Linked DNA regions of Mus musculus: region 1 is linked to region 2. The links are chromatin contacts, found by Hi-C in ENCODE. All regions are on one chromosome and are shown on one strand. Each heading gives the region's core, a stretch centred on a gene start or an enhancer-like site at or near the end of the contact. The rest is flanking DNA. Distances are from core to core; before and after follow the strand shown.

What was found. A loop is a pair of places that touch in the nucleus more often than their neighbours do.
Region 1: a loop to region 2 is called in a map of T-helper 2 cell, with 263 times the contacts of the local background. The contact joins the enhancer-like site here to the promoter of Rmi2 in region 2. A Hi-C loop is called at or near these places in 3 of 37 maps with a recorded cell type or tissue (T-helper 1 cell, T-helper 17 cell and T-helper 2 cell).

The regions. Positions count from the first base shown.
Region 1 is chr16:57,368,629-57,371,569 of GRCm38, reverse strand. The region is part of intron 1 of Cmss1 (cms small ribosomal subunit 1); the gene reads left to right. All of the region lies in intron 1 of Filip1l (filamin A interacting protein 1-like), which reads right to left. Among named protein-coding and RNA genes, the nearest start is that of Filip1l, 17 kb to the right of the region's middle. Within about 2 kb of position 1,554, at least 1 of the 3 ENCODE cell types and tissues checked has a DNase peak (open chromatin) inside an H3K27ac peak, as active enhancers do.
Region 2 is chr16:10,833,776-10,836,597 of GRCm38, reverse strand. It overlaps Rmi2 (RecQ mediated genome instability 2), which reads right to left and starts at 1,539. Exons shown (of 2, transcript NM_001162932.1): 1 at 1,208-1,539. The coding sequence starts at 1,508. It also overlaps the pseudogene Gm17913.

The DNA of each region.
Region 1 (2,941 bases), core at 305-2,804, about 47 Mb before region 2:
GGACGCCACTCACCTCTTCTCATCTCACACAGGAAAAAATGTAATAACATCTCTACCTACCTACAGTTATATTAAAATAAAATAGTGAGTAGGGAAGAAATTTTAAGCTCAGAACACCTGCCATGGTTTTCATTCCAAAACTCCCTTCATAAATGTCCACATTGTACCACATTACCAGACTCTGCCCTAGCAAAAAGGATTAAAATAAAATAAAATAAAATAAAATAAAATAGTTTCTATCTATGGAGACATAGTTTACCGAGATGAGATAGACATATGAACCACTTCCTTAAATACAGTGGACTGTGTGAAGAGCACAAAGGTAGAACCCTCCCAGGATGCCAGCCGTAGGATGTTGAGGTAGGGAAATCTGAAGCCTTGGTGTTATGAAGACCATCCATGTTCAGACTGAGGTTCGCCCCAACAGAAAGGGAACTAGGCAGGAAAACACCGTGACTCGGTGGCCAAAGTCCTTCTTACAGAAGGAATAGAGGTAAATGGGTGTCAGGGTTGAGGACTCATCAAGGAACACGGACACATGGCTCAACCCTTGAGAGATGAGACGTGGTGACCTATTTATTCACGGAAAGGAAGGTTCTGGAGGCAAGGGAAGTGCAGCTTTGGAAGAATGCTGTCAACTCAGGATTGAAGGAGGGCTCCATGGCCCCGGGGCGGGGAGACTCTTTAAGAGATTGAAAGGTTGTATGTCCTTGGTGGGTGGGCAGTTGACAGCAAATGGAACAGGAGATGTGCTATGTCTAAGACGGGTAAACATTCGAGGGACCGATTATAGCAGTGTGGCTCATGTTAGATATTTAATCAACAGAGTCCATGGAGTAATTACTGTCATGTGGACTTTATAGGATGGAAGGCCAAAGAGAAACCATTATTTCAGGAGGTTCATTTTAAATCACTGACCCCAGATCAGCCTAGCAGCAGAGCTGTGCGTTTGCGGTATACTGTGTGCTTTCAGAGAGATTGGAGAGCGAGCGCTCAGAGGAAAGGTAGAGAGACCAGGAAGAATGGGAACAATAACAGGTAGATAGCAATGGGAGTACTGTAGACAGGACTGTTGGCCTAAGTGTGGTTGAGAATGCTGTAAAAACCCAGATTGTTGATCTGTGGTGGAGGCCAAGGTCTGTCAAGGTTAGTAATTGCTCTGTTGTAGGCACGAGTGTAGCCTCTGGGGAGAGGGCATTCCGATGCCAGCCAGAGAGAATTCTCCCAGTTAGCAGAGAGATCAGCTTTCCCTGGCCCTTCATTCCTGGCAGAGTGGTCAGCTGAGGCTCACTTACATCCATGCCTGTTAGTCCAGTACATGGAGAGCAGAGAAAGAAGTGTGGATGGTGTGGGCATCCAACCCGAATGTGGTGCGAGACAGCACGGGGTAGACAGTGCCTAGAAGACATGGCTGTATGACATGCACGCACATGTACCGGCCTTTCCTGCTCATGGCTTGCAATCTGAGGTGCTTGTCTTGGGGAGACTGGAAACTGTTTCCTACTTCCTGGCCAGCCAGCCACGGTGCCCTGCTTCCCTTCAGGGTCATCATCAGTATTCCAGCTGGAGAGCACCTCCCACTGTCTGGTAGCAAGTAGCCAGCTAAGGTACAGGCAGGACCAGAGCTCCCTGGAAGGAAGCTTTGCTATTTGAGAAGAGATGTTCTGCTGTTTCAGCAAGATAAAAGTGGCCTAGGTCCAGGGTAGCAGGCTAAAAGAAGTAAAGGGTGGACAGCTGAAAGAGAGGTTCATTTTCACAGCCTCCTCCTATTGGCACCAGTGATTGTAGAGGAAATAAATACATCCTTCCAAATAATGTGTGCTGTCTTGACCCGTTCTATCACAGGAGGCCTGCAGCGGTGGGTGGATAGACAGATGCTCTCAGAAACAACCTAATAAGCAGAGAAGAGTGACAGTGGTATGCCTTTATTTGCAGCTGAGTGTGGGGTCATATGCTTGTAATCCCAAGTCATGAAACTGGACCAGGACAGAAGTGAGTTCAAAGCCAGCGGGAGCTACATTTTAAGATCTCCTCAAGAAGGGAGGGAGGGAGCCAATCCTTCATTTGCATAAAGTGCTCATGGAAGAAATCTGTGTGTGAGAGAGAGGGACAGAGAGAATAGAGGGAGTATGAAGAGAGAGTGGAGAGACAGGGAGAACTACTACTGATTATTGAACTTGGGGTCTTTCATGTGTTATGTAAACATTCTCCCACTTAGGTCTGCCCCCGACACTTTATACTATATTTTGAGACAAAGTCCCACTGTTACTCCAGCAGAGTTCAGACTTTCAATCCCCTGCCTCCAGAACTGTCTGGGGTTGCAGGGCTGTGCTCCCAGGCCTAGCATCTGTCTCCCTCAAATCGACCCAGAATTTTTCCATACTTCTCCTGTGACCTGGTTAATATTCCATAGTATTTTATCATTTTAATGAGAAATAATTGCGCATCTTGGTTTGCATTCTGTCACTACTCAATACTTGTGTGAACATCCTCTCCTGTGAACAGATTCTCCTCCATTCTTTGGCTTTTTTCATAGCTACTAAAGATAGCAATTTGCAAATTCAGTTTTCTCCTTTGGGGAGTATCACAGACTATTACCTTTAAGTATATTGTTATTTTATTACATCTATGTGGGGCAAGGGGGTAATGAATGGATACACAGCACAGTGATTATGTGACTGTCAGAAGACAACTCTTGGGAACTGGTTCTCTCCTTCCACCATGTGTGTCCCAGGGATCAAACTCAAGTCATCAGGTTTGGTGACAGGAGTCATTACCTTAGCCATTTTCCTGGCCTCTAGAGTATATTATATTTAAGTGCTTAGCAATGTTTCAAGTGTGTGTGTGGGGGGGGGGGTGAGGATTCTTCCGTTTGGGAGATAGTGCTAAGTCTTCTTATGAAAAATACTCGGTCCACCTCCTGCCAAGCTCTGCCATGGCG
Region 2 (2,822 bases), core at 290-2,789:
TTCACGAGGCCCTGTGTATGATATGTGTTTCCTAATGAGATGAGGCTCCAGGTACCTGATGCCGGTCTCAGAACATCTGCTTCTCAGAACACACAAGTGCCAGGCATTGGACCAGATGCTAGAGTCAAGCTATCAGAACCACAGTGCAAGAACTGCAGTAGCTCAAAGGGCAGCCTCAAACCCTGCAATATCAGCATCTCCTTAGAGGGTATTAGAAACAACTCTTAAGACTCAGAAAACCTGCTGGGCGTGGTGGCACATGCCTTTAATCCCAGTACTAGGGAGACAGAGGTAGGTGGATTTCTGAGTTCGAGGTCAGCCTGGTCTACAAAGTGAGTTCCAGGACAGCCAGGGCTATACAGAGAAACCCTGTCTCGAAAAAACAAACAAACAAACAAACAAACAAAAATATGAGTACAGACTTAGGGCTGGGATTGCTTGCGTAGCATGCACAAAGCCCCCAGTTTGATTCCCAGCAGCGTATGAACCAGATGGAGCAGCATATGCCTAGAATCCTAGCACTCAGGAGATGGAAGCAGGAAGCCCGGGTGTCCAAGCTACACAATGAATTTTAGGTCAGTCTAGGCTAGACACTGCCTTAAAAACACACACACACACACACACACACACACACACACACACACACAGAGAAAAAGACAAGCAGACATTTCCTGAGAAATTATTTTCAAAACATACGGGGAAAAATGAGAAAAACATCTACAGGGATAGAACTGTGACACAGAATTGCAAGGCTCAAAACTGGGAAGGTGGGATAGCCTCGGGAACCTACAGGCGTTTTAGTAGATGTACTTGTTTACTATTCTCGCTGTCTGGGTTAAACCCAAGGACTCATCAATGTTAGGAAGTGCTCCCACCCCAGGCCCTCTTTACTTTTTGTTCTGAGACAGGCTCTCACTGAGTTGCCTTACGTTGGCCTTAAACTCACTTCGTAGCTCAGTCAGGCTTTGAACTTTGCCATCCTCCTGCCTCAGACTCCTAGTATTGGGATGGAAGATGTGTACCTCCAGGCCCGGCTGGAACCTACATCTTAGAAAGCGGGGATAGGTGTTGCTGTCATCCAAGAGGATGGGTGGGGAGTCACTTGACAGGGGCTGGGCCAGGAAGGAGGGCTAGAGCCTGGAGGTGGGACCGCCCCGCCCCGCCCCGCCCCGGGGAGGACCTGCAGAGCCGGTCCCGCCCACGTTACCTGGGAGGAGGCAGGGCCGGCCGCGTGGTACGCGCTCCAGGCCGCGCACAGAGAAGGCTCCGCTCGAGTCGCGCAGCCGGGCCTGGCCGCCTTCCGCCGCCAGCACGGTACCCTGCATCCACACGGCCACCAGCTCCAGCGGAGCGCGGCCCACCGCCGCCCGCGACAGCCGCCACGCGCCCGGGCCACCCTCTGCGTGCCGCCGCAGCTGTCCTGCCAGTACCTTGAGTGGCGGCAAGCGCGGCAGCCGCACGGCCCCGGGGCCACCGGAGGACAGCGACTCGGACGCCGCAGCCGCCATGCTGCGCCACCACCGCTTTCCCGCCAACTCTGACGGACGGCGGGGGTTTGGCGAGCGGCAGCCAATCAAGAGCGCGCCTGCCCGAGGCAGCCAATGGATGGGGGCGGGACAGCCGCGTAACCGCCAGAAGCTGAAAGATTCAACTGAATTAAATAGAAAATAGATACGCTAACAAATGCAGGGAGATACGGAATTTCCTCTCCTAAGGAAGAGCAACGATTTAAGCCATATGTCTCCGTTCCAGTTTACTAAAAAATAAGACGCACTCAACAGTAGTTGTAGATGATCGATTAATTTTAAGAGCCGAAATAAAATGTGCACCCTTAGCAAAACATTACCACACGAAAAGCCGAGATGCAAGTAGATCCCTTGGACCTTTTTGATACGAAATCACATCTACACACAGGAGAGAGAGTTCCAGAGGAATAGTTTAAGCATGGCCCCAAACACAAATTTATGAATGGATTGGTTGTACTCTTTTAATACCTCAGAGATGACGCTGAATATGCGCTGCGCTGGTAACTTTGGTTAAGATATCAAGCATCTTTAGAAATTGGTCTTGTGCCCAGACTACACACACACACACACACACACACACACACACACACACAGTATTCCTGAAATTATAAGAGTTTTATCAGGGGAAATCTTTAAAAAGAAAATAAATACACTTATTTGAATTTAACGATTAAAAAAGTATCAAAACAAATTTTGGTGGTTCACACCTATTTAACTCTAGCACTCACCAGGGCTGGAAGATGAGTTCAAGGTCATCTTTAGCCACAGAGTGAATTGGAGTCCAACCTGGTATACAAGAGCCCTTCCTGGAAACACCATAACAAGTAAATTAAACAATTTCCTCTTTCAGTTCGGGATATTGCTCTATAGGAGAGTGTTTACCTAGCAAGAATGCTCACCAGGCAAAATCACTTGCCACCAAATCTGATATCAGATCAGAGTTCCATTCCCAAAACCCATGTGAGAATTAACTCCCATAAATTGTTCTCTGACTTCCACAAGTGCGCTGCGGCACACGTGCATCCTGGTAAGTTATTCTCTGCTGGTGAAATGAGTCAATTCAAGCCAAATCGAAGTACGCAAAGGCAGGCTTATGGGGAAGCCGCTCTTGGGTCGGTTCTCTGGTCCCAAGGAAGGAGGCCAGGGAAGTCGACATGGGGAGGAAGACAGAGGGGAGGGGGTAGAGAAAGAGTGTGCATGTGCTGGGAGAGAGAGAGAGAGAGAATGCAGAGAGGGAGAGAGAGAGAATGCAGAGAGGGAGAGAGAGAGAATGCAGAGAGGGAGAGAGAGAGAATG